2 separate regions of the Homo sapiens genome follow, and region 1 is linked to region 2. Evidence: chromatin contacts called from ENCODE Hi-C or POLR2A ChIA-PET data. All regions are on one chromosome and are shown on one strand. Each heading gives the region's core, a stretch centred on a gene start or an enhancer-like site at or near the end of the contact. The rest is flanking DNA. Distances are from core to core; before and after follow the strand shown. Region 1 holds the start of SAMD15 (sterile alpha motif domain containing 15). Region 2 holds the start of PSEN1 (presenilin 1).

Region 1 (5,459 bases), core at 871-3,370, 4.2 Mb before region 2:
CAGGAGAATGGCGTGAACCTGGGGAAGGTGGAGCTTGCAGTGAGCCGAGATCGTGCCACTGCACTCCAACCTTGGCAAGAGCGAGATTGTGTCTCAAAAAAAAAAAAAGAAAGGAGGTCTATATACTCTTCTTGGTCTTTTATTCAAGGATTGCAGAGAAGTGTAATCACTGGAAGAGGAAAAACAAACCGATGTGACCCTCCCTTCCTCTCCCAAAATACAAATATACATCAGTGGCAAGGCCAAAATTAAAATCCAAGTTACCTCTACCACAGTCTAGGACTTTTTGATACTCCTTCCGGTAAAGAGGTAAGAGCTCAGGCCAAGTTAGAAGGAATAAGAAGTAGACGGATGACAGCATGTGATTTCAAAACATCTTATTTTTGTATACCTTGTATTGAGGGAAGCCTAGCTGGCTAATCCACTCTGCAACTTCCTCTGGATCCCAATTAAGATGCTCAAATTGTAACTCAGTCCCTTTTTCTGGCTGGGTTTCGTCATCTTCAGAGACCCGTTCCTTCAACTCTTGGGACAAATCTACAACTTCCTTTTCATGAACGAACTCACTTAATTCTGTCTGAGACTCTGAGGGATCTGAGTATGAGCATTCTTCACTGACATTAAGCAATTTTTGGAGTGGTTGCAAAAACTCATAATGTGTACCAATTGATTCTTCACTTTCTCTGAGAGATCCTAATGCGTAATATTCTTTTCTAAATTTGTCACTTAGTGACAACTTTCCTCTTTTAGGCTCACGGTGCTCTAGCTCATCGTTTCCTACAGAATACTTAGACTTTATTGGTTCTGGCCTGTCTTCCTTGGAAAATTCTACATGTGTCTCCCTTGGTTTGGTTTCATCTGGTAACTCTAGAATTTTCTCAGTTGGCTTTGTTTGTGTTTTCTCTTCAACTTGTGGGTTGATCTCCTGTGGTAGCACTGGACCAGTCTCCTCTGGTGGCTGTGGATTTTTTTTCTCATTTGACTTTCTTATCTCTTCTGGACTTTCTGGTTTCATCATTTCTGATTGTTCTAGAATTGTTTCCTCATTTGTTTTTCTTGATTCTTCCTCAGGAAACTCTAATTTGATCTCTTCTAGTGGCTCAGGAACGTTCTCATCAGTAGACTTTCTTGGCTTGTGGTCTGGAAAGTCTGGTTTAGTCCGCTCAGGTAGTTCTGTCCCTTTCTCCTCAGTTGCCTTTCTTTGCATCTCCTCTGGAACCTCTGGTTGAGTCTCTTCTGGAGGCTCTAGACCTGCCTCCTCACTAGACTTTCTTGGTTCCTTCTCCAGAAATTCCAGTCTAGCCTGCTCGGGTGGCTCTGTCCTTTTCTTCTCAGTTGACTCTCTTTGTGTCTCCTCTGGAGTCTCTGGTTTGGTCATCTTTGGTGGCTGAAGATCTGTCTCTTCAAGTGATTCTCCTAGTTTCTCACTTGGAAAATCTTGTTTGGTCTGCTCTGGAGGCTCTAGACCTGTCTCTTCATGTTGCACTCTAAGTGATTCCTCTGGAACCCCCGGTTCAGTCTCCTCCTCTAGTAATTCTAAATTTCTCTCTCTGACTGTGGCCCCCGAAACCTCAGACATGGTTTCCGTTGGTGGCACTGGATCTGGATCTGTTTCCATAGCTGACTCTAGGAACACATCCTCTGTAACATTTGGTTTAGCCTCCTCTGGTGGCTCTAGGTCTGACTCTTTATGCGTTTCATCCATAGGGGCCTCCAAATCTTTGAAAAACTCTCCCATCTCTCTGGATGTTTCCGACTTTACCTCTTGGTGTATCCCTGGTTCAGTTTCGCTTGGTACGTCTCTCTTGGACTCCTTGGCAATTCCTTCCTGGGACGTCCCGCCAGGTTTCAGCTGCACGTTCTTAGCACTGTCTGGCTCCCCCTCTTTGAAGTCCTCTTCCTCGGTCTCTGGCTGTGGCTCTTGGTAAATCTCTGCTGGTAGCTTCGAGTCTGCCTTTGCCATGGTGTCTGGTTCGGCATTTTCATACAATTTATGAAGTCCAGGCAGTTCAGGCCTCTCAGGCTCCAGCTCTCCATCTTCATCTGGGCCGGAATCATAATCCTCCGGGACTTCAGCCATTTGCAGCTTAGCAGACGCGCCGCGGCTTCCTAGCAACCCCAACTTCCGATAGCGTCTCTATGGATACCACGATTTCCGGCAGTGTCTTCCTGACTCTTCCCCAGGTTTTGTTTGTTCTTTCAAGCCCTGACTTTAAAAATCGTCTGTCACAAGCACGCAGTAACCCTCCCTGCGGCCTCATCGCCAGCCTCAGCGGGCCAGAGCTCCTGTGGCCGCCCCTGGGTCAGCTAGCTTTTCAAGCGGCCGCCGCGCCGCTTCTTCCGGCCTGCAGGCTGCGCTCGGCTGTGCTCGGCGCTCGCTCGGCCTTCGGCTGTTTCCGGAGCCACTCGCGGCTGGCAGCGGAGAGCTCCGTGCGCGGGCTGCAGATGTCTGACCTGCAGGCGGCTGAGGGGCCGGGCTCCTGGAGCCCCACAGCCCGCCCAGGGTCGGCTGGCGGCGTCGGGGACTGCCAGGGAGTGGAGGGGAGCCAGGCGGCCGCCTCAGGTACGCAAGGCCGGGGCGCTGGCGGGTGGGTGCCGCCCGGCCTCAGGGCCCCGCACCACGGCGCGAGCCTCCGCCGCGCTCTGTCCTGGGCTTCCCCGCGGAGCGGACCCACCTCGGCAGCCCCTTCGCGCGCGGGGCCCCTTCCCCGCCGCTGCCACCACCCGGGCCCTGGGCTCGAGGTTATTTTCTACTCACTCCTGTTTCGAAATGCCTTGATTCCTGCCCCGCTTCCTTTCTGAGATCTGCCCAAATGGTAGTGACAGGGTGGCTCTGCCCCTGGCGCCTCTTCAGCTTCAGTTTCAGCTTCAGCCGGGGTTCGGGTCCCACCTCCGTCTGCTAATCACATCTAGACTGCCGACCCGAACCCTACTGGCCTCGCCGCCCCCTGCTTCTGGCTCCCCACCCTATCCCCATCTCAGTCCCCTGCCCCAGCCTTACCACGCGCCTCTCGGCCCCCACCCGGGTTGGCAGCCTTGCCTTCCTCTGCCAGAAGCCCACTGCGCCCTAGCCTTCCTGCACATAGGCCCCCTGGCCTTGCTGCCATCCTCTCCATCGCTTAGAGTGGGAAAAATGAAAAGCAGAGTTGAAATAGGTAGTGTCTGGGGTCTTTTGCTTGAACACAGTAGCCAAAGCAAGAGCAGGAATTAAAAATTTGGCCTACCTCCCTCATTCTCAAGACCCTCATCCTCTTCTTGTCCAGGACGACGTCTCCATTTCTACTAACGCGAGTTCCTCCGTGTGTATTATTTCAGTGTCCAAAGACAAAAGAGTCCATCCATCACACTTTCTTCTTTCAGCCTCCTGAACACCACACACGATGCAACTGAAAGGATGCTCTTTTGAAATACGAAAGGGTAGAGGGGAGAGAACTTGTCTTATTTAAGTAGCAAATATAAATTAATTTTCTAGGTCTGAAATTAAAATAGACACCATAAAGTATAATGGTTGAGGCACTACTGTGGAGCCAGGGTGCCTGGATTGGAGTCTGAAACGTCAGTTTCCTCATCTGTAAAATGTGATTACTAAAAATATCTGCCTCATAGGATTATTGTGAGGATTACTTGAGCTGCTTTGTCTAAGGCATTTGGGGTATAGTCCATGGTACACACTATACTCGTCTCAACCATTGTGACAGTAAGGTCTCTTTTTGTTCAGTTGAACTTCCTGTGCCGCCAGAGGTGTTCTTGGATGTATGGCTTCCAACATGGTGCCTTTTTCTGTCTTCTACTCTGATCCCAAGTATCTTCCCTCTCATAATGCTGCCTTATTCAAACACACACACAACTCACCCAGCTCTTTCCCATGATTTTATATTCTTTTACTTTAAAACACCTGACAAATTTTGCCTTTTTTTCTTACGAACTCTGCTTTGTATTAAATTAAAAATCGTTGGCATATATTTAACATAGCAGTAGAAATTCTAAGCATAATGTCTAAAAGACTAAGCAAGTAAACACAGAAAGGTAAGTCTTATAACACTTGTCCCTTGCATGCGCCAGTATTTACAAATTAAGCATGTTTTTACTTCCCCTTTAGGTTCTCATGTGTTTATGGCAAACGTACCCACGCGTTTTAGATAGATGAGTGTGTTTTTTTTTCCCCCTGACATCTAATTCATTCCTGCATTCACTTCCTCCCAGGACATTGGTAGAGATGCTTACTTTCCTTCCTCTTACCCTCAGAATGCAGGGTGATAATTTTTTTTTTTAATGTCATGTAGGGGTTTATTATAGTAGCCCAGAGCAAGCTCTTCCTCTTGAGGTAGGATTTGTTGCTAATAAAATAATAGTAATGATAACCTACAGATATTGAATGCTTATTCTGTGCCAGAGGTGGAAAAAAATTTATATTTTCTGATTTAGTCATGTCAACAATCATTTTCTTCCCATTTTACAGAGGAACAAACTACAGCTGAGAAAGGTTAACTTACCTGTTCAAGTTAGCGCAAGTTTTTACTGTCTGGATGAAATTGTCATCTTGTTATGATGAAGTCTATAATTGTTTGTTTTTATTGGCCATGAATCAAGTATTGGTACTCGCAGACAGGTTATGGTCTCTGTCCTCAAGGTGTTTTCAGTTTGATGAGATGAGAGATCCATTTCAGGGAGAAACAATTAACAATTCAAAACATTATATAATTGGGCGTCTTTTATTACAATTCTTTATCTACTAAGAAACCTGCTTGGAGTTAGGAACGGAATCTCTCTTGCTTGTTTATTTATCTAGAGCCCTTGATGTTGTGTTTTAGAGGTTTCGCAAATATTTGCTGAGTTTGATGGTGAGAGAAAGTCTGAATGCAGAGATCTGGATGAGCATCTAATGAATGTGAAGAATTAGGGTTGAGATAACCAAGAATGTTCCTTGGGTTAGAGCAATGGTTTTCAACCAGGTACGATTTTGTATCCCCAGGGCATGGCAATGTTTGGAAACATTTTTGCTCGTCACAACTGGTGGCAGCTATTGCTGACATCTAGTGAGGATAGGCTAGGGATGTTTGCTAAACATCCTGCAAGGCACAGGGCAATCCCCATAACAAGGAGGTATCTGGCTCCAGATGTCAGTGGTGCTGCTTTTGGGAACGCTGTGTTAGAGTTAAGCTGGGCTTCCAAAGCAGTGTGGAAATACTATATTTGGCCTGGACCAGAGGCTTGGGCGTAAACCCCAAAAAACTGCTTTAAACTTGGAATTCGTTTGATTGGATCCTTCTGCCATCTTCCTCTAGAAAATGATACAATGAGTAAGCAATAGAGCTCTAAGAAAGAATGAAATTTAATGAGATTTCTCTCACCCTTTCAGAGAGAAAACAGCAGTAAGAAATGGAATTGGATATTCAGGTGTTCTGTTAGTCCATTTGGAATACCTGAGACTGAGTAATTTATAAGAAAAGAGTTTTAAT
Region 2 (5,774 bases), core at 2,050-4,549:
TGGGTTTCTTCTATATAAGCACACACTTGATGAGGGTTGGGAATTCTAATTAATCAGGTATTACTTCTGTTTACTTAAGGAGCTTACTATCTCTAGAGGGCAAAACAAGTAAATTTTTATACTGGTTAGATATTGAAATAAAAATATGTTAGGTATATTGTGTTAAAATAAATTATTCACATTGGTTTCATCTGTTTCTTTTTGCCCCCCTTTTTTTTCTTTTTTTCTTATGGAGTCTCGCTCTGTAGCCCAGTCTGGAGTGCAGTGGCATGATCTCGGCTCACTGCAACCTCCACCTTCTGGGTTCAAGCGATTCTCCTGCCTCACCTCCCGAGTAGCTGGGATAACAGGTACACGCCAACACACCCGGCTAATTTTTTGTATTTTTAGTAGACACAGGGTCTCACCATTTTGGCGAGGCTGGTCTCGAACTCCTGACCTCAGGTGATCTACCTGCCTCGGCCTCCCAAAGTGCTGGCAGATTACAGGTGTGAGCCACTGTGCCCAGCCTTTTTTTAAAAAAAAAACGAAGTCTCACTCTGTTGCCCAGGCTGGAGTGCAGTGGCGCGATCTCGGCTCACTGCAAGCTCCGCCTCCTGGGTTCACGCCATTGTCCTGCCTCAGCCTCCCGAGTAGCTGGGACTACAAGTGCCTGGCACCATGTCTGGCTAATTTTTTGTACTTTTAGTAGAGACGGGGTTTCACCGCGTGAGCCAGGATGGTCTCCATCTCCTGATCTGGTTATCCACCCGCCTCGGCCTCCCAAAGTGCTGGGTTTACAGGCGTGAGCCGCTGCGCCCGGCCACCCAGCCTCTTTTTACATTTTTTTTCTTTTTTTCTTGACAGAGTCTGGCTCTGTCGCCCAGGCTGGAGTGCAGTGGCGCGATCTCCGCTCACTGCAAGCTCCGCCTCCCGGGTTCACGCCATTCTCCTGCCTCAGCCTCCCGAGTAGCTGGGACTACAGGCGCCCGCCATCACGCCCGGCTAATTTTTTTTTTTTTGTATTTTTTAGTAGAGATGGGGTTTCACCGTGTTAGCCAGGATGTCTCGATCTCCTGACCTCATGATCCGCCCGCCACGGCCTCCCAAAGTGCTGGGATTACAGGGGTGAGCCACCGCGCTCGGCCTTTTTTTACCTTTAAAAATGTGTTTATGGCTAGGCACAGTGGCTTGTGCCTGTATCCCACCACTCTGGGAGGCCAAGGCGGGAGGATCACTTGACTCCAGGAGTTCAAGACCAGCCTGGGCAACATAGTGAGGCTCCCATCTCTAAAAAAATAAATAGCCGGCCGGGCAGGGTGGCTCACGCCTGTAATCGCAGCACTCTGGGAGGCCGAGGCGGGCGGATCACGAGGTCAGGAGATCGAGACCATACTGGCTAACACGGTGAAACCCCGTGTCTACTAAAAATACAAAAAAATTAGCCGGGCGTGGTGGCGGACGCCTGTAGTCCCAGCTGCTGGGGAGGATGAGGCAGGAGAATGGCGTGAACCCGGGAGGCGGAGCTTGCAGTGAGCTGAGATCGCGCCACTGCACTCCAGCCTGGGCGACAGAGCCAGACTCCGTCTCAAAAAATAAATAAATAAATAAATAAATAAATAAATAAATAAATAATAGTATGTTTATTAGAAAATTTAAAATAGGGATAATCACCTTGTGGTTCTCCCAGTCTGCATGCTAATAAATTTGTATGCCTTTTCTCCAAAAGAAAAACAAAACAGGTTTTTTTTTTTTTTGAGACAGTCTCACTCTTTTGCCCAGGCTGCAGTGCAGTGGCATAATCTTGGCTTACTGCAACCTCCTTCTCCCGGGTTCAAGTGATTCTCCTGCCTCAGCCTCGCTTGGGAGCAGCTGGGACTACAGGCGCGCGCCCCCACGCCCAGCTAATTTTTTGTAGAGCCGGGGTTTCGCCGTGTTGTCTGGTCTCGAACTCCTCAGCTCAAGGATCCGCCCCGCGGCCTCCCAAAGTGCTGGGATTACAGGCGTGAGCCACCGCCCCGGGCCTCACATTTTATTTCTATTGGCTAGCGCTGCTCTAAATCTTCTGTTCCTTCTGCTACACCAGGCCTAACACTCAAAATCCCTGCCAACCTTTTCCTTCCTGAAGCTTCCCTCCCCTTCCTCAGCTCTGGCGACCCTGCGCTGTGGTGGTTCTCCAACCACACTCATTCTCCTCAGCTGGCTCCTTGCTCTTCTTCCACCCCCTCGTTGCAAGTGTTCCTAAGTGTTTGCCTTGGCCTCCTCTTCCCCTTCCTTAGCTTAGACTTCTCCACTGCTCCAACATCAACTGGAAATCTATGGAATTGATTCCTGTTTTCAGCTCCAGTCCTGTTCACAGGGCATTTTCACCTGCTGGCACTTCCAAAGTGACACTTCCAAACCACTTCCTCGCCCTCCTCTCTAAACCAGGTCTTTCTTCCTAACTTCCTTATTTCTGAGAATGTCTCTGCCATGTTCTAAACTGAAAACCTCCTAGTCAACTTCACACTTTATTCCCTGATCCTCAATTGGTTCCCATGTCCCGTTAGTGTTTCTTGTAAGCCTCTGCCACCACCGCAGATCGAACTCTAATCACATCTCACCTGAATTATGGAAAAGTCACCTCAATTCTCTCACCCATCCCAGCCTCCACTATGGATTAATATGCCTAAAGCAGAGCTGACCACAACGGTGAGAAGAATCTGAGAGGGAAGCAGCAGCAAACACAAGAGTCACTGGACATGCATGCCTCGAGACAGTCCCGACCAAGGAGAAAGCATCAGACCCCGTCTTCCGCCTCGAACAAGAGGCGTGCGGACTTCGCCCAGAATGCTCGTCGCCCCTGGACAAGGACACACCCGGGGCGTGAGGCGCGGAGTTTCACCAGTTGCTCAAGCAGACCCAGCCCAAGACGCTTCCTCTTTCTCCTACTCCACTCCAGTTCAGACGGCTACTAATCCCGGCCCAAGGCACCTGCGCCCTGAGACGTCTTCGAGCAAACAGCATTTCCGGACCAAGGCTCCCCGGAATCTCTCTCCACCCGGCCGCGCCCGAAGCCCGAGAAACGGGCCGCCCCTCCTGGTTTCCCACACGGGGTTCCCCAGCCCCAACCGGCCGCGCCCCGCCCCTCATCTTTTAGGACACCGGCTTCGCGGCCCGGGCGGCCACAAAGGGCCGGGCCCTGCCCGCGGCCGCCCATGTCCGCGGTGCCTTCCTGGCTTGCCCGGACTCCCCATCACGCACATACGCTTCCCCGCCGCCCCGCTGCCGCCGCGGCTCGTAGCTCAGGTTCCTTCCAGACCAGCCGCTGTTTTGTTTCCGATGTGAAACCGCGGACCCCGGAGCTGCCTGTCCCAGGCCCCGCCCGAGAACCCTCACCGTTGTCGTCATTTCCGGCTCTGGCGTCGTTGGCGGCCGGCCCACGGAGGAGGGGAGGAGCCAGGAGGAAGGGGGCGGGGCCTCCGGCCTGGAGAAACGATTGCGGGGAGAACCCAGAGCTCCACCTGGCCTTCCCCACCTGACGGAATCCGCCCAGAGCGCTGGCGTGGGTTGTCGGGGTTCTGAGGCTGCTCGAGCTGAGGACGAAAGCCCCTATATAAATTGGGCCCAGCGTGTGCTTCTCCCGGCATACAAGCGATGGCCATCCTAAATTTAACACCTGTCATTTCTTTAGGGTACCTATTTGCGAACCAGCTGCATCACAATCAAGAGAATGCTGTTAAAATCGCAAATATCTCTGCCCTCTCCCACCACTCAATGAATCAAAACTTCTGGTGGGTGGCGAGAACCTGAGAAACTGCATTTTAAACATCCTCCGCGATTCTTGGACTCCAACTTTGACAACCAGTCTTTCTAGGTGGCAAGCTAGCTGAGAGCAGAAAATGTGTCTGGTTTGCTGGGTCACTTGATTTTTGCATCTGCCTGCTCTTTGTCCAGTTTTGGTAAAGACAGTACCAATGTCTAATTCATTAGACAGCATACCACACTTACACATATATCCAAAAGCTAAAACTAAAAAATGAATACTACCTTATTTAATCAAGGTGAACGGAGAAATGTCAAACATGGGTATTCAAAAAACCGAAAATGAAATTAACGGTACATGGTATCTGGGCAAGTTACATTCTTCTAAAGTTTCTTTAAAAATCCACCCCCAAGCGGCCGGGTGCAGTCGCTCACGCCTGTAATTCCGGCACTTTGGGAGGCCGAAGCAGGCGGATCATGAGGTTGGGAGTTCTAGACCAGCCTAACCAACATGGTGAAACCCCGTCTCTACTAAAAATACAAAAAAATTAGCCGGGTGTGGTGGCGCGCTCCTGTAATCCCAGCTACTCGGGAGGCTGCAGCAGGAGAATCGCTTGAACCCGTGAGCTGAGATCACACCACTGCACTCCAGCCTGGGAGACAGAGCAAGACTCCATCTCAAAAAATAAAAATTAAAATTAAAAAATAAAATCCACCCCAAGCTATCCCTTCACATTCCTATCGCATCAATCTCCAATCCCTCCTCCCAACCCACTGCCAACCTTGTTCAAAAACATGAGATTCTAATACTTTTTACACACAAAAGCTTCATATTTAAGAACAAAAGTAATATTTTCCATTAGCAGAATGAAAGATAAGTTGTGGGAGAAGGTTGAACGAAAAAAGATGTTTTTAAAATTCTTCACCTCCCCCACTTTAACAAGAGTAGGGATTTTAGTTTGTTCATTTACAAGTGCTCATGCTTGTCAGCAGCACATATACATTTTACAAGTGCTGAGAACAGTGCCTGATACATAACAGTGCCTGATACATACAATAGTTCAGTATTGAACAAATACAGGCTAAAACCCATCTATTTGTGAACTACTTCAATCTGATTGCAGTCCGCTAATATTAATAGGATGTCTTAAAATGCTGATGAACTATTCTTAGAAACAATCTACAAAAATTTTGGGCAAAGATATTCATGGAATATTATATAGCAAAAAATTGGGAAACTAAATATGGTACAATAGGCAGGGTGCGGTGGCTCACGCCTGTAATTCCAGCACTTTGGGAGGCCAAGGTGGGCGGCTCATCTGAGGTCAGGAGTTCGAGACCAGCCTGATCAACATGGAGAAACCCCGTCTCTACTAAAAATACAAAAAAAGTTAGCCAGGCGTGGTGGCGCATGCCTGTAATCCCAGCTACTTGGGAGGCTGAGGCAGAATTGCTTGAGCCTGGAAGGCAGAGGTTGCAGTGAACCGAGATTGCGCCATTGCATTCCAGCCTGGGCAACAAGAGCGAAACTATGTCTCAAAAAATAAAAATAAATAAATAAATAAATAAATAAATAAATAAATAAATAAATAAATGTGGTACAATAAATTATGGTCCACCCACCTCACAGAATGTCATGAAAATTTTTCATGAACGCCTGGTCACGGTGGCTCATGCCTGTAATCCCAGCACTTTGGGAGGCCAAGGCAGGAGGATCACTTGAGGTTGGGAGTACAAGACCAGCCTGGACAACATGGTGAAACCCCGTCTCTATTAAAAATACAAAAATTAGCCCGGCATGGTGGTGTGGGCCTGTAATCTCAGCTACTCAGGTGGCTGAGGCTTGAATCTGAGAAGGAAAGTTTGCAGTGAGCCGAGTTTGCACCACTGCACTCCAGCCTGGGAGACACAGTGAGACTCTGTTTTTCCCAAAAAAAAAAAAAAGTCCTGCAACAAAAAGGCAGTAAGATTTTAAAAAAATAGCAAACCCTAACATTGAATAACCAGCCTTCAGATAATTTTCTTCTCATTTTCTTTATGTCCTACTGTTA

The links. Hi-C counts contacts between places; a loop is a spot of excess contacts on that map. ChIA-PET counts read pairs that join two places held with the same protein, here RNA polymerase II (POLR2A). Pooled maps may share reads with other maps.
Region 1: a map of naive thymus-derived CD4-positive, alpha-beta T cell shows a loop between it and region 2 (11-fold over the local background). The contact joins the promoter of SAMD15 here to the promoter of PSEN1 in region 2. A Hi-C loop is called at or near these places in 1 of 168 maps with a recorded cell type or tissue (naive thymus-derived CD4-positive, alpha-beta T cell) and 6 of 50 pooled maps. POLR2A ChIA-PET finds 5 or more read pairs at or near these places in 1 of 52 experiments (T-cell).

The regions. Positions count from the first base shown.
Region 1 is chr14:77,374,040-77,379,498 of GRCh38, reverse strand. It overlaps SAMD15 (sterile alpha motif domain containing 15), which reads right to left and starts at 2,120. Exons shown (of 3, transcript NM_001010860.4): 1 at 392-2,120. The coding sequence starts at 2,080. It overlaps TMED8 (transmembrane p24 trafficking protein family member 8), which reads left to right and starts at 2,405. Exons shown (of 6, transcript NM_213601.3): 1 at 2,405-2,563. The coding sequence starts at 2,446. RefSeq lists an enhancer at 2,138-2,347 and a silencer at 2,398-2,827.
Region 2 is chr14:73,134,032-73,139,805 of GRCh38, reverse strand. It overlaps PSEN1 (presenilin 1), which reads right to left and starts at 3,299. Exons shown (of 12, transcript NM_000021.4): 1 at 3,223-3,299. RefSeq lists an enhancer at 2,840-2,949 and silencers at 3,120-3,179, 3,440-3,519.